5 separate regions of the Homo sapiens genome follow, and regions 2, 3, 4 and 5 are each linked to region 1. A link is a contact called in ENCODE Hi-C or POLR2A ChIA-PET data. All regions are on one chromosome and are shown on one strand. Each heading gives the region's core, a stretch centred on a gene start or an enhancer-like site at or near the end of the contact. The rest is flanking DNA. Distances are from core to core; before and after follow the strand shown. Region 1 has its middle 28 kb from the start of LINC00910. Region 2 has its middle 38 kb from the start of SOST. Region 3 holds the start of VAT1 (vesicle amine transport 1). Region 4 holds the start of DUSP3 (dual specificity phosphatase 3). Region 5 overlaps LINC02594 (long intergenic non-protein coding RNA 2594).

The links. A loop is a pair of places that touch in the nucleus more often than their neighbours do. ChIA-PET counts read pairs that join two places held with the same protein, here RNA polymerase II (POLR2A). Pooled maps may share reads with other maps.
Region 2: a map of naive thymus-derived CD4-positive, alpha-beta T cell shows a loop between it and region 1 (4-fold over the local background). The contact joins two enhancer-like sites. A Hi-C loop is called at or near these places in 1 of 168 maps with a recorded cell type or tissue (naive thymus-derived CD4-positive, alpha-beta T cell) and 8 of 50 pooled maps. POLR2A ChIA-PET finds 5 or more read pairs at or near these places in 4 of 52 experiments (BJ, PC-9, activated naive CD4-positive, alpha-beta T cell and 1 more).
Region 3: a loop to region 1 is called in a map of PC-9, with 6 times the contacts of the local background. The contact joins the promoter of VAT1 here to the enhancer-like site in region 1. A Hi-C loop is called at or near these places in 4 of 168 maps with a recorded cell type or tissue (B cell, PC-9, heart right ventricle and 1 more), 2 of 37 single-sample maps with no recorded cell type and 14 of 50 pooled maps. POLR2A ChIA-PET finds 5 or more read pairs at or near these places in 29 of 52 experiments (A549, B cell, BJ and 24 more).
Region 4: a pooled map shows a loop between it and region 1 (6-fold over the local background). The contact joins the promoter of DUSP3 here to the enhancer-like site in region 1. A Hi-C loop is called at or near these places in 1 of 168 maps with a recorded cell type or tissue (gastrocnemius medialis) and 6 of 50 pooled maps. POLR2A ChIA-PET finds 5 or more read pairs at or near these places in 5 of 52 experiments (CD4-positive, alpha-beta T cell, HepG2, PC-9 and 2 more).
Region 5: POLR2A ChIA-PET joins it to region 1 with 10 read pairs in activated B cell. The contact joins two enhancer-like sites. POLR2A ChIA-PET finds 5 or more read pairs at or near these places in 4 of 52 experiments (H1, HepG2, activated B cell and 1 more).

What each region holds. Positions count from the first base shown.
Region 1 is chr17:43,359,246-43,361,945 of GRCh38, forward strand. No RefSeq gene overlaps it. Among named protein-coding and RNA genes, the nearest start is that of LINC00910, 28 kb to the right of the region's middle. RefSeq lists enhancers at 798-1,493, 1,539-1,718 and silencers at 1,969-2,028, 2,479-2,578. Within about 2 kb of position 1,251, at least 38 of the 41 ENCODE cell types and tissues checked have a DNase peak (open chromatin) inside an H3K27ac peak, as active enhancers do; they include B cell, CD4-positive, alpha-beta T cell, CD8-positive, alpha-beta T cell and 6 more, where a contact is called at or near this core.
Region 2 is chr17:43,719,000-43,721,699 of GRCh38, forward strand. It overlaps the pseudogene WHSC1L2P. Among named protein-coding and RNA genes, the nearest start is that of SOST, 38 kb to the right of the region's middle. RefSeq lists an enhancer at 1-165 and silencers at 1,605-1,674, 1,705-1,814, 1,965-2,024. Within about 2 kb of position 1,377, at least 34 of the 41 ENCODE cell types and tissues checked have a DNase peak (open chromatin) inside an H3K27ac peak, as active enhancers do; they include PC-9, where a contact is called at or near this core.
Region 3 is chr17:43,021,127-43,023,826 of GRCh38, forward strand. It overlaps VAT1 (vesicle amine transport 1), which reads right to left and starts at 1,259. Exons shown (of 6, transcript NM_006373.4): 1 at 810-1,259. The coding sequence starts at 1,196.
Region 4 is chr17:43,777,582-43,780,281 of GRCh38, forward strand. DUSP3 (dual specificity phosphatase 3) reads right to left here and starts at 1,396. Exons shown (of 3, transcript NM_004090.4): 1 at 1,219-1,396. The coding sequence starts at 1,343. RefSeq lists an enhancer at 660-954 and a silencer at 887-1,576.
Region 5 is chr17:43,694,845-43,697,544 of GRCh38, forward strand. The region is part of intron 3 of LINC02594 (long intergenic non-protein coding RNA 2594); the gene reads left to right. Among named protein-coding and RNA genes, the nearest start is that of LINC02594, 31 kb to the left of the region's middle. Within about 2 kb of position 1,260, at least 7 of the 41 ENCODE cell types and tissues checked have a DNase peak (open chromatin) inside an H3K27ac peak, as active enhancers do.

The DNA of each region.
Region 1 (2,700 bases), core at 1-2,500:
CAAACAAAACAGCAAGGAGAAAAGTCCCCTGATTTCCATCCTAGTGCTTCTCAATCACACTCAGCACAGCAGCAACAAAACACAACCACATCTATCGAATCTTACTGCTCATAGCTGTTAAATATCAAATCTCAATCAGCAATTTTAGAGCCGGATCCTCCAATGCTTTTGGTTCCCAGTGTTTCACAAGCAAACGGACAGAAATCGGGAGGGACATAGGAGAAGAATCAGTTAAAATCCCTAAGACCAGTTAAATGAAGTCTCCTGAAAATGACACTGAAACGGAGACAGCAACCAAGACAAGGAGGACGAGGCAGACTAATACAAAGAGCATAGCCTGCGGTGTCAAACCTGTTTTTTAGCCGAGAGGGGCTTTACTGGGAGGGGCCTCTAACCCTCCTCGGTCGGGCCTCTAACCCGAGGTCGGTCAAGTGTCCTTGCCTTTTATTAAGAGGGGCCTCTAACCCACTCTCTTTTAGGAAAGACTCTAACTCCATTAAGTTGGGCCTCTAACCCAATCCCATTCTTTACCCGGGCACTCCACCACTTACCCAAAGTCAGTCTACTGACTACTGCAGTGCTGCAGTCTACTTCCTTTGGGTTGGGGGAGTTTCTTCAGTATCGTCCCTTCCATCATTCGCCAGAAATATGTTATAGGACCCCAACACTTCCCCAAAGCACTATAGTCCCATCTGTGGTGGCCAGAAATACGTCACAGGAAAAGGGCCCCGATCCAGACCCAAAGAGAGGGTTCTTGGGTCTCGCGCAAGAAATAACTCAGGGCAAGTCCGCGGTGCAAAATAAAAGCAAGTTTATTAAGAAAGTAAAGTGGTGAAAGAACAGCTACTCCACAGACAGAGAAGGGCGTTCCTGAAACTAAGAGAAGGAACGTATCCACCCTAGGTACAATGCTTGTACACATGGGGAGAGGTGTTCTGTTACAAGGGTTTGTGATAATTAACTTTAATTATTACATTTTGCAAGAATCCCTATTACTACCTTTAAAGCAAAATTAGGAACGCCTTTGTTCTCCAGATATCCAGCTATCTGGACACTCGGGTCTCTTCAGTAAACATTAATTTGTTCCCTTAACCGTAAGTATCTGAAAGCTAGGAATATCCTTCTGAGAATGCAGGCCCGTAAGTCCCGGCCTCATTTTTCTAGCCCTCACTCAAAATGGGGTCGCTTCAGGTTCCAACGTCTCTGACAGTCATACTACATATGACTCAGCCACGTCAATGGAAAAAGTAGACTGGATAGTGACGTACCCGCAGAAAACGAATGCAACAATCTGTCATACAGATCTGACGGCAGTCAGATTCTGCAGTGAAGTAGAGGCGGTAAACTTGAATGCAACGATCTTCATACCGCATCCCACAAAGCCACGTAAATCCAAAAGCAGTCCGACTCTCGATAGTGAAACACATGCGGTAAACTTGAATGGAAAGATGTTTATACTGCCTCGGATAGAGACACGTAAATGAAAAAGCAGTCCCACTTGGGATAGTGAAGTATGGGCGCTCAACTTAAATAGGACCGTCCGCATATCGTATGTGAGTGAAGCAAGTAATAGCAAAGGGCAGTCAGATTACGGAGACCGATGGCGACTGAAGTGAGTGCAGTAACCTTTAACTCAATGATCGTCACGCCGCAACCAAGTGAAACCGAAAGCAACTAAGCGCTCGAAAGCACGCCCGGCCAGCTCAAAAACTACGGCGCTGATGGACCCCAGTGATCCGACGTAAAGGTGCAAACGTAAAGCGCACACGGCCAATTTAAAAGCAGCGGCGCTGATAGGCCCGGACGAACCGACGTGAACGCGTAGAAGTAAGGTACGCGCGATGAGCTTAAATACGCGAGTACTAAGAGACCGTGAAACCCGGATTTAAGCGTGTAAACGCAACACACAACCTAGGAGGTCAGTAACAACGGTCCCAACTGATGCAAATGGCCCAATGCAAACACGTTGACAATCTCCCGTTAGCGACAGTAACAGACGCTAAGCGCCCAATGCGAACAAAACTCCCGCTTCGAAAACTACACCTCGGAATCCTTCCAGCGATCAAGGGCCAGCAACACCACAAGCCTTCCACTGTATCAACACCGTTTTCAAAACGAAAATGTTAACGATCGGCCACTGTACTCCTTCTCCCACACATCCTAACCTCAGGGTGACAGATAGCACCCTGAATAACTCTCTCTCCTACGTTGAGATTGTGTATCTTTATCCAAATCTGAACACCTGCGTAAGTAATATTGTTACTATTTTGGAGGATATTCACTTTCCTTTTTTGCTCCCATAACTCCCGAGAGAAGCAGCCATTTTAAATTTGCATGCCCCGCCGTGCCCTGCCTGCCAACCACTGAACAGAAAAGCGCCTGTAAATCACTGGAATCTTGGGAAAGCTCCTTCGGCTTCATTGCCCTTCAGGAGGAAAAACCCACAACGGAAAAGACACGAAGAGCTCTAGGAGGCTCTTCTTTCCTCCTCCTCCCCCTCCCCTTCCCCTCCCCTCTCCCTCCGCCTCCCTTCCCCTCCGCATCCCCTCCCCCTCCCTTCCCCCTCCCCCTCCCCATCTCGTCCTGACCTAGCTGGCATCCAACATTACTTTAAACTTTTTTTCACACATACGTTGAAAGAATTGTTTGGTGAACACCCGTATGCCCATCACCTAAAGTCATCTTGCTGTACTTGCTTTA
Region 2 (2,700 bases), core at 127-2,626, 360 kb after region 1:
GATCTCCGGTTCATGCCATTCTCCTGCCTCAGCCTCCCAAGTACCTGGGATTACAGGCGCCCACCACCATGCCCGGCTAATTTTTTTGTATTTTTTTAGTAGAGACGGGGTTTCACCGTGTTAGCCAGGATGGTCTCAATCTCCTGACCTTGTGATCCGCCCGCCTGGGCCTCCCAAAGTGCTGGGATTACAGACGTGAGCCACCGCGCCCGGCCCCAACATTCTTTTTTGCTTGGGATAAACCCTCTTCAGGCTGTTAATCAATATAGATAAAAGTATACTGTTCTATTCTTTCTTCTCAAGTCATTTTCAATGCTTTCTCTGCATGGGCAATGCCAAAATCCCATTGAGCATGTTCTCTCTGAGGTCAGGGTTTCCAAATCTTTTGTTTCTCAGAGTGATTGCTGGCTTGTTTGGTTGCCTCAGCCAGTAATTCTTCATACCGCTTATGACCTTTATACTCCTGTACCCATTTTTCATGAACCCACACCCTCTCTGGCTGTTTGCTAAAACACTGGACATGATATTTTCGGGCACCTCCTGTGTTAATTTTGGTATGAACCTCCAGCTGGGGATCACTTCAATCCATACAAGGCCAGCACGGATAGGTTCCCACCTTGGACCACACAAGATCACCAACTTGAAACTTAACACCAGTGGACACTTCTGTTGTTGGAACAGAAGATAGTATTGGCTGAACTGGGGCTTCCTCTTTTAGTACTGGATCTTCCCTTGGTTTTTCTGATATGGTGTGAACCCTCTCATTTGGTCTATTTTGTTCCTCTGGTTCTAATTTGGGGATTTTGTGTGACTTGCGCTCTTCAGATCTTGATGAGTCATGCTTTTTGGGTTTTTTCCTCTTTTCTTTTCTGCTTTCATGCTTTGACTTCGTGTGCTCACTTGCCTGTACTTCATTTAAAAGGTCTCCACAAAGGGAAGACTTGAACAATTCCCTGCCATTCTGGATAGTTTTGGTTATTTTTAGTTTAACTTCAGGTGAGCCACTCTTCTTTGGAATCACAGTTTGTGGTACCGAAGTGGTGGCTGTGGAGGGGAAGGGTTTTCTAGAATTTAATGTGGTCTTCTGTTTAGAATTTCTGAATGGTAATAGTCAGTGGGGCTAAAGTTTCTAGCTGCGCCAAAGTCATTGGCTGACCCATTAGGATATTGATTATGCGACTGGTATTTGGTTTGAATTTCATACATGCTGATTGATGGCAGGTAGCCATTTGTGAGTGGAGGAAGATCTGTTGTAGGTGAGTATTGAAAGCTTTGCTGCAAGGTAGCTTCGTATGGTGTCTGGCCACCATCTTCAGCAATGTCAATTTTGTTATCAAAGGCATCCTCCTGACGGATGCTGGCGGAGTCAGTGAGTTGAGGTGGTTGTTGAACTGTGTTTCCCGTGATCCCTTGCATGAAAGAGAAAGAGAAATCCATTGTTCTGCTCCAGCATTCTTAACTTTCCCTTTCTCTCATCGGGCCTTCAGTTTGTCCCGTTCTAACCGCCCGGCCGTCTCAATGCGATCACAGGAGGGACACGGAGATCGAGGAGGGCCACAGCCGGACCAGGCCAGGCGTGCTGCGGCAGGAGGAAGGCTCCGGAGGTGGGGTGGGAAGGGGAGGCCGAGAGACGGGTGTCGCCGCGCCCCCGCTGCCGCCAGAGAGGAGCCTACGGCTGGCAGCCTGGCCTGGGCAGCAGGGTCCTCGGCGCTCGGCTGGGAAATCGCACGTCTCTCCGCGGTGACCTGTGCACAGCCCCTGGGCCTCCGCCTCCGTGCTGGCAGCCTCCGCCTCAGCGCACAAAGCCCCGTCACCCCGACTCTCGGGGCGCCGCCGCCGCCAAATCCTCAGCCCCTCCCTCATTGGCCGCGGCGTCTGCCGGGAAGTGCAGTCCCGGGTTTGGGGCGATGGAGCCCAGGAGGAAGCGGCGAGTCAGCGCGGCGGAAAGGGCGGAGGGGACGGAGGGGGCGGAGGGGACGAACCACGAACGCCCGCGGCCGCGAGGGTCTGGACGACAAAGGAGAGACTAGGCGAGAGGGCTTGTTGCTTTTTTTTTTTTTTTTTTTTTTTTTTTTTTTTTTGAGACGGAGTCTCGCTCTGTCACCCAGGCTGGAGTGCAATGGCGCGATCTCGGCTCGCTGCAACCTCCGCCTCCCGGGTTCAAGCGATTCTCCTGCTTCAGCCTCCGAGGAGCTGGGATTACGGGGGCGCGCCTCCACGCCCAGCTAATTCTTTGTACTTTTAGTAGAGATGGGGTTTCACCATGTTGGCCAGGCTGGTATCGAACTCCTGACCTCGCGATCCACCCGCCTTGGTGTTGCACTTTTATAACTCTTTTTACCTTCTCACCAAACTAGCATTTAGGAAAAAAAAAAAATCAACAAAAACAAAACAAAAAAACCAAAAACCTCTATCAGTCATTTACACGTTAGTTGGAAATAATTTAGACCAGTGTGGCTCTCCTTCGCAGAACACATTCAGTCCTCTGTGATTATTAGAAGCAAGGTTCACCTTTTGATCTTGGTTAAAGAAATTTCAGGCTAAATTTCTGGGGAGGAGATGTATTTCAGGTTCCAGGATCCCAGAATTGCTCTGCACAAGTCACAGCCATCCTTGTTCCCTGAAGTCTCTGTTGGCTGCACCATGTCTGCTGCTCCTTTATGAGTGGTTTTGGGAGAGGCCAGGCTGAGCTCTTACTAG
Region 3 (2,700 bases), core at 9-2,508, 340 kb before region 1:
TGCAGGAGGAAGGCAGAGGTGGGTCCCCCCTTCCACTCCCCGCCCCAGGCATTCCCAAGGGCAGCCCCGGGTCGTGGCCCGAAGGCTGAGGGCTGAGTCACAGGAGGAGGAGATACTGCAGTCACGGGAGACACAGAGCCCAAGACAAAGATCGGATGACCCAATCCCGCCTCCCCCACCCCAAAATCAGATCGGCGGTGTAAGGCTGGTGGCGGTGGGGTAGCAAAGGCTCTCTCTCCTCCGTGATGGGCGTGTCTCGTCTCTTTGGCCTTGCTTTGGGAGGGGCCGCCTCACACCCCCACAGACCACGGGGCTGCATGTGACCAGGACTCTGGCACGGCCGCTGTGCCCCCGCCCAACCCCGACGACATAGCCCCTCAAGCTCCCTCGGGGAAAGGGGGCACTAACCGTCACTCATAGTCACAGACCACAATTACCCAGAGAGTGTTTGGTGGGTAGGGGTACAGGTGTGGTTTTAATGGGGGGGGGGGGGGGGGGTGGGGACGGTAGTGTGGTTGTGCGCATGCGCATGGGCACCTTATTGTTTTCCCCCCCACCAGCACAGCTTCTGGGCGGCGGCCACAACTAAAAATGGTTGGGGAAGGGGCGATAATTTCGTCTCCCCTCCCCACATAAATGCCGCTCTCCAGGAGCCCCCAAACACAAGTTCCTTGGCTACGCTTTCCACGCTCGTGCACCCAGGTCCGCGCCAGTTTCTCCCGCCCTGCCACACCCCCGGCGCTCGCCCACTCGTGCCCCACTGCCCAGTGGCCTGCGCAGCCCTGCCCTGCCCTACGCAACCCGCTCACCTTGCGGTCGCTGACTCCCTCGCCCACTGCGATCACAACACCCGCGCCCTCCATGCCCGGAGTGACAGGCAGAGGCGGGAGACGGTCGTACAGCCCCTGCCTAGCCATGAGGTCTGCGAAGTTGAGCCCGCAGGCCCGCAGACGCAGCGTCAGCTGGCCGGGCCCAGGGGCCGGGGGCGCTGCCGGCCGGCTCTGCAGCTTCACCTTGTCGTAGCCTCCAAAGCCGGTGAGCACTAGGCAGCGCAGCAGTGGCGGCGAGGCGGCGGCGGCGGCGGCCCCTTCGGAGGCCGCGGGATGCTGGGGGTCGCTCGCTGCCTCGGTTTTCGGAGGCGGCGAAGAGGCGTCTTCCCCGGTCGCTGCCTCGGCTACCTCTCTCTCGTCGGACATGGCTGGGACTCCCGACGAGAGCGCACAGCTGGATGGAGAGTGCACAGCTGGGGAAGGCGGAACGCGTCGGGAAGAGCCGCGGCTGCGGGATCCAGCGGGAGGGGCGGGGCGCCGGGCGAGGCGGGGCCTCGCGCTCAGCCTTAAAGGGCCAGGGCCATAGTGGCGCAAGCTGGGAGAGCACGAAAAGGGGCACCAGGAACGTCTGTGCTCTTGGGATCAAGCCGACTGTGATTTATTTATTCATAGTAAACCTTATTCAAATTAAAAACTATTTTAAGGGATAGGCCTGGCGCGGTGGCTCACGCCTGTAATCCCAGCACTTTGGGAGGCCGAGGCTGGTGGATCATTTGAGGTCAGGAGTTCAAGACCAGCCTGGCCAACATGGTGAAACCCCCGTCTTTACTAAAAATAAAAAAGTTAGCCGGGCGGTAGTGGCGCGCGCCTGTAATCTCAGCTACTTGGGAGGCTGAGGCAGAGGAATCGCTTGAGCCTGGGAGGCGGAGGTGAGCCGAGATCGCGCCACTACACTCCAGTCTGGGCAACAGAGTGAGACCCTGTTAAAAAAAAAAAAAAAAAGGGCCGGGCGGCGTGGCTCACGCCTGTAATCCCAACACTTTGGGAGGCCGAGGCGGGTGGGTGGATCACCTGAGGTCAGGAATTCGAGACCAGCCTGACCAGTATGGTGAAACCCCAGCTCTACTAAAACTACAAAAATTAGCCAGGCATGGTGGCAGGTGCCTATAGTCCCAGCTACTAGGGAGGCGGAGGCTGGAGAATTGCTTGAACCCAGGAGGCGGAGGTTGCAGTTAGCCAAGATCATGCCGCTGCACTCCAGCCTGGGCTACAGAGGGAGACTCCATCTCGAAAAAAAAAAAGGCCGGGCGCGGTGTCTCACGCCTGTAATCCCAGCACTTTGGGAGGCCGAGGCGGGCAGATTACGAGGTCAGGAGATTCACCTGGCTAACACGGTGAAACCCCGTCTCTACTAAAAAATACAAAAAATTAGCCAGGCGTGGTGGCAGGCGCCTGTAGTCCCAGCTACCTGGGAGGCTGAGGCAGGAGAATGGCATGAACCCAGGAGGCAGAGCTTGCAGTGAGTCGAGATCGCGCCACTGCACTCCAGCCTGGGCTACAGAGCGAGACTCCGTCTCAAAAAAAAAAAAAAAAAGTTAAGGAACAGTCCCAAAACTTGAACTTACATCAGATTTGGAGTTAACTCATATCAGATTTGGAGTCAGCCACCTGTGGACTGGAGTCCAACTACATTGTGTCTCAGGCTCTGACATCTAACCCAGGCAGGGATGAGACTTAATTCACTGTGGTCTTGCAGTGGCAAAGTAGAAGCATGGAGACCAAGCCTTTAAAACTTTCTGACTTTGGTGTTAACGTTCTGTTCCTCATTTTCCCTTCTGTAACATAGTGATGATGCTGCGTGCTCTAGTTATATTTATATTTTTATTTTTTTGATACAGGGTCTCACTCTGTCACCCAGGCTGAGCGAGGT
Region 4 (2,700 bases), core at 146-2,645, 420 kb after region 1:
ATTTCCTCCTCTGTAAAATGGGAGGAGGGTTAGTTTTGAGTTTTCAACATGCCATCCTTGGGCTGAGCCATGAAGCTTAGGATTTTGGTAACTGGGTCCTCAGAGTATCGTGAAAATCCAACTTGAGGCTTTCCAAGGCTGTACAGGCATGCTAATATATTCTTTCTTGAGGCTCCTATTTCACATCTCAGAATGTTAACACTGGTTCTTTCCTGCTGATTAGACATTCTTACTAGAAAAAAAATTTAAAATTTAAATTAAAAAAAATCTCTTACTGTCCGGGTGCGGTGGCTCACGCCTGTAATCCCAGCACTTTTGGAGGCCGAGGTGGGCGGATCATGAGGTCAGGAGTTTGAGACCAGCCTGGCCAAGAGACCAGCCTGGCCAATATGGTGAAACCCCGTCTCTACTAAAAATACAAAAAGTAGCCAGGCGTGGTGGCGGGCGCCTGTAATCCCAGCTACTCGGGAGGCTGAGGCAGGAGAATTGCTTGAACCCAGGAGGCAGAGGTTGCAGTGAGCCGAGATCTCGCCATTGCACTCCAGCCTGGGTGACAGAGCCTGGGGGTGAAAGGTCAAGAGCCTTTTCTAGGTGGTGGCTCAGGTCCTTAGGGGGGTTATCACTGGACCGTTCTAGAATCTCCTGTAAATCAAATCACATCTGGAAGGTGGGGGCCTGGAAATCCCGGCCCAGCTCCCCGGACTCGCTCATTTGGGGTGTTTAGGTTCCCTGATCCGGGACTGCCGGGCCGGGAAAATTCCATGCCCGAATTGTGACGTCGGCCCGTTGCCATGGCGGCGAAGGCAGACATTCCGCGGTGACCTCACTGCAGAACCAGGCAGCTGTCACATGACGCGCGGGCAGGAGACCGGCCGGGCGACCGAGGGTCACCTGTTAAGTGAACATGGTAGCCCCGACCCCGCCCAAGGCCAAGCCCCAAGCGGGTGGCGGCTGGGACCCGGGCAGGCGCCACCCGGGCTCCGTGCACCCCGCCACGGGGAAGGGCCGCGCCCGGCCAGGCAGGGTTCCAGTTCCTTGGCCCCACGCGCGGGGGTAGGCGTCGACTCCAGGCCCCTCCCAAGCCCCCGCTGTGGCTCCCGGAGGGGCCATCGCGCCCGGGCTCCCCCAACCCAAGACTCGCGACACCCCGACCCCAGCCTCGGGTGGGCGGGGCGTCCCGAGAGGGACGGCGGGGCCGGGCTCGCGAAAGGGACTCACGCGTTGCCCACGTAGATCCGCGGGGTGACCTCGTTGCAGGGCTGGCTCGGGAGGCTGTAGCAGCCGCTGCCGTCCGAGAGCAGGTCGTTGAGATCCTGCACCGAGAGCTCGAACGAGCCCGACATGGCGGCGGCGGGGCCCTGCACGCCCGGCAGGAGCAAGCGAGGCGGAGAGCGGCGGATCAGCTGGGCGGGGGCTCGCGCCGGGAGCCGCCCCGTCCCGCCCCTGGGGCGGGCCCGCCGGGCTCCGGGAGCTGCGGAGCGCGGGCGCCGTGACGCGGGGGCCCCGCGCGCCACTCCTGGGCGCGTCCCGGGGGGAAGACGCCACCGCCCTGGAGTCTCAGGGGTCCTCGCCCCATCCCGGTCCAGGCCGTTTGTGTATCTTTGTAAACTGGCAAGCGCGGTAACTTCCTTCCCTGAATTAAATGCAGGGCCCAATAAACATTTCGTGGCGGAGGTACACCTAGGGGTCGCTTCAGTCTTTCATGATTACAGGGACCGCCGGGTTCGGCTCGTGAGCGGCTCCCTGCAGTGGAGGCACCACCCGGGCGCTTGACAGAATCCCCGCCCCAGCCCAGCCCTGCTGGATCAGAGTGGACATTTTACGGACCCCAGGAGGTCCCTACGGTCAAAGTCTGAGAAGCCCTACTCTGGGGCGCATCTGCTTTCAACATTCATTGAGAGTCATCGTCGTGCTTAAAAGCAGTCAGGTTTGGAATTCTGAGGAATTACTTAACCTGAGCCTGTTTGCAGGGAAAAAAAAAAAAAGCGGGATAGTAATGGTACCTAATTCTAGGGTTGCTGGAAGGGTTAAATGTGACATTCAAAGAAGGCACCCAGCACTGCATGGCGAGCACTCAATAGGTGTTAGTCCTTCATCAACAAATGCGTTGAGCACCCAGTGGGTGCTATACCCTGTGCTGGGGTGGAGATAAATCAGACTCCTGCAGCCCTTCCTGGAGCAGATGCCAGCCCACCATAAGCCACTCAGCATTTCCTGAACTCCCACTAAGTACAAAAGATAGTCTCTGTACTGGAGGAAAGCTGCCCTCCCCTACTGCCATGAAAAACTGGCAGTTTCCTTCCTGCAAAAGGGCAAATTTGGCCTTGAATTCAGGAACCCCACATCCTGAGCCCAGCCCTGCCACCAACTTGGTTCTTGAGTAACGTTGCTGCTGCTGTGGTCTTCAGTTTCCTCATTTGCAAAAGGAATTGGATCCGATTATCATTAGGGTCAACTTTCTCCTCCTCCAAAACTTGTGGTCTTGCACCTTCAGGGGAGCTATTGCAGTGGAGACTACTTAGCTGATAGCCCAAGATGTGTAACCAAGGCTGGAATTTCTGTATCCCTCACCCCACCCCGTGCCTGCCCACCCCTCCCGGTGCACCACTTCTTTCCTTCTGGTGTTGGCTGGCAGCATCTGCATTCTAAGCAGCGGGGAAAGCTTTCGAGTTCCTTGACCTTCATCTTGACTTGAGCCGA
Region 5 (2,700 bases), core at 10-2,509, 340 kb after region 1:
CAGAGCATCTGGTGCAGTGAGTTTCCAACTTGTGAAAATCTGATGTGATCTCGGACAAGTCACTTAACCCCCTGCCTCAATTTCTTCATCTGTAAAATAGGATAGGAATATATCTTGCCCGTCTGATTGTTATGAAGACAAAGAGAACAAATGCACATAAAGCCCGTGACCATGTGCTTTGTGAATGGAAGCTTTAATTTATTCATTCATTTATTTTATTATTTATTTTTATTTATTTATTTATTTTTGAGACATAGTCTCGCTCTGTTGCCCAGGCTGGAGTGCAATGGTGCGACCTCGGCTCACTGCAACCTCCATCTCCCGGATTCAAACAATTCTCCTGCCTCAGCCTTCTGAGTAGCTGGGATTACAGGTGCCTGTCACCATGGCCAGCTAGTTTTTGTATTTTTAGTAGAGACTGGGTTTCACCATGTTGGCCAGGGTGGTCTCAAACTCCTGACCTCGTGATCTGCCCGCTTTGGCCTCCCAAAGGAAGCTTTTATTTTTATTATAGTTTTACATAAGGATAAATTCAGCCTTAGTGAAGGGAAGTGACTTGCCCAAGATCATACAGTGAGACTGCTGGATCTGGGGCTCTACTTCAGAATTTTTTTTTGAGATGGAGTTTCACTCTGTTGCCCAGGCTGGAGTGCAGTGGCACAATCTCGGCTCACTGCAACCTCCACCTCCCGGGTTCAAGCGATTCTCCTGCCTCAGCATCCCTGATAGCTGGGACTACAGGCTCCCACCACCACGCCCAGCTAATTTTTATATTTTGAGTAGAGACAGGGTTTCACCATGTTGGCCAGGCTGGTCTCAACCTGCCTGGCCTCCCAGAGTGCTGAGATTACAGGTGTGAGCCACCACGCCAGTCTACTGCCATTGTCCATGATTTTTCCTACAGGGAAAATCACAATCCCAGAAGATAAGACAAAGAACAGTAAAAGGTGGCTTTTGAGGCAGTGAGTTCTACCTGAAGGTGGGAACAGCCCAGAGTGTCTGGGGACAGAGTGGTAAATTCTAATCAAGCCTTCCCATGGCTTTGTGGATGAGGATGAGTTTCTACCCTGAAGCTCGGCCTGTTCAGCCATAAAATCAGGATAATGGTGGCTGTGCCTCCTTAGAGTAGAATGAGAATCAGAGCAGAACAAGGGAAAGCTGCAGTGACTTGTCAGGTGTCAACCTTCAGCATGATGGGAGAGCCATGGGACCCTTCCCCTTTCCCTAAGAGAGCCAGCCCTCACAGCAGGCCTGGGATCCAATGCCCAGCACCCAGCTGGGAGCCCAGGGACCTTGGCCAAAATCTGGTTCTGCTTCAACTTGGTGCCCGGCCTTTGTCAAGTCACTTCCTCATTTGCAAACTGGGAGAGTTTGGATGAAACTATTGAATGAAATTATTTTGGGGGTTTCTTTCTGGCTCTCACAGTCCTCGCATGCTCACCATGTTCCCTTCAATTTCATTAGCACAGCCCAACAAAGGGTTAAGCAGTGGCAGTTCCTCTCGTTCTTTGGTTAGGACAGGAAGGTCAGGGGTGAGGCCAATACAAGAGGTAGCCGCCACAGCTGATGCTGGAAATGACAATAGTTCTTTCCTAGACTCATATTTGTCCCCTCTCCCTGAAGCTTTGCCTGCAGTGCCCTTGTAAAGAAGTTGGCAAGAAGCAGGAGTGAGGCTCAGCCCCTCTCTGAAATGGATACGCCGGTTGCTCCCCCTCATGGCTGGTCTCATTTGCCTTCTTCATTTTTAGACACATTCCAAACTTTTCAGCAAATTATAGTGTTTGCCAACTGGCCGTCTGGGGCCCAGGAGAGATGCTATTTATAGCGATGCTGGGATGCTGCCATCCCAGAGCAGCCTGGTAAGAAACGGAGCCAGAGTGCCTGGGAGTGGCGTCCTGCACCCTGGGGAGAGGCCAGGGCCCTGGAGCAGGGTGGCAAAGCTGGTGGCCCGTGGCAAGGACCACTGGCACATCCCCTGCCTGCCTGGGCCCTGGGGTCTGTGCCCATACCCCACACGGGGGGCTGCTTCCGTGCTCCTTGGAGAGACGATGGTGCTGTGGGGCCACTGAGCACAGTAAAGGCTAAGACCCACCATAGGTCAGCCCTTGCTCATGCTGACTGTTGCCCCATTTCCCTTCATTCTCTCACTCGTTCATTCCTCAGAATCTGCATCCTGGTTTTGTCACTACCTGGAGTTGTAAAGATACCACCAAGCTCACCTTGTGGTGTGAGCCTTGATTTTCCCCATCTGTGTAAAGGGTGGATCTGAGCTCCAAAGTTCCTTCTAGTCATATGCAGAGTGCATAATAAATGTGTTTGTATTCCCACTGTGCTCAGTGGGCACTGGGGCATGCAGAAGAGAAATTGGAATAAATGTGACCCTTGTCCTCCAGAGGCTCAGTACCAGACTGGAACCAGGACCCAGATGAGGGGCCTACCCAGAGAGGGCAGCGTGCTCTCCTATTTGTGTTAGGCGTTACCATTTACAAAGGGCTTTACGGCTTTGAAGGTCCCCACAACGCCCTGAGGAGGTGAAGTGTGGCAATGCCCGTTCACTTGGGAAAATACTGCATCTCAGAGAGACCAAGGGACTCGCTTAAGGTCACACAGATACAGTAAGTAAGTAGGGAAAGAGCTGGGGCCTCTGGGCTCCTTTTCCGGGGCTCTGGCCTCGGTTTTAACCCGTTCTCCTAGACCTCT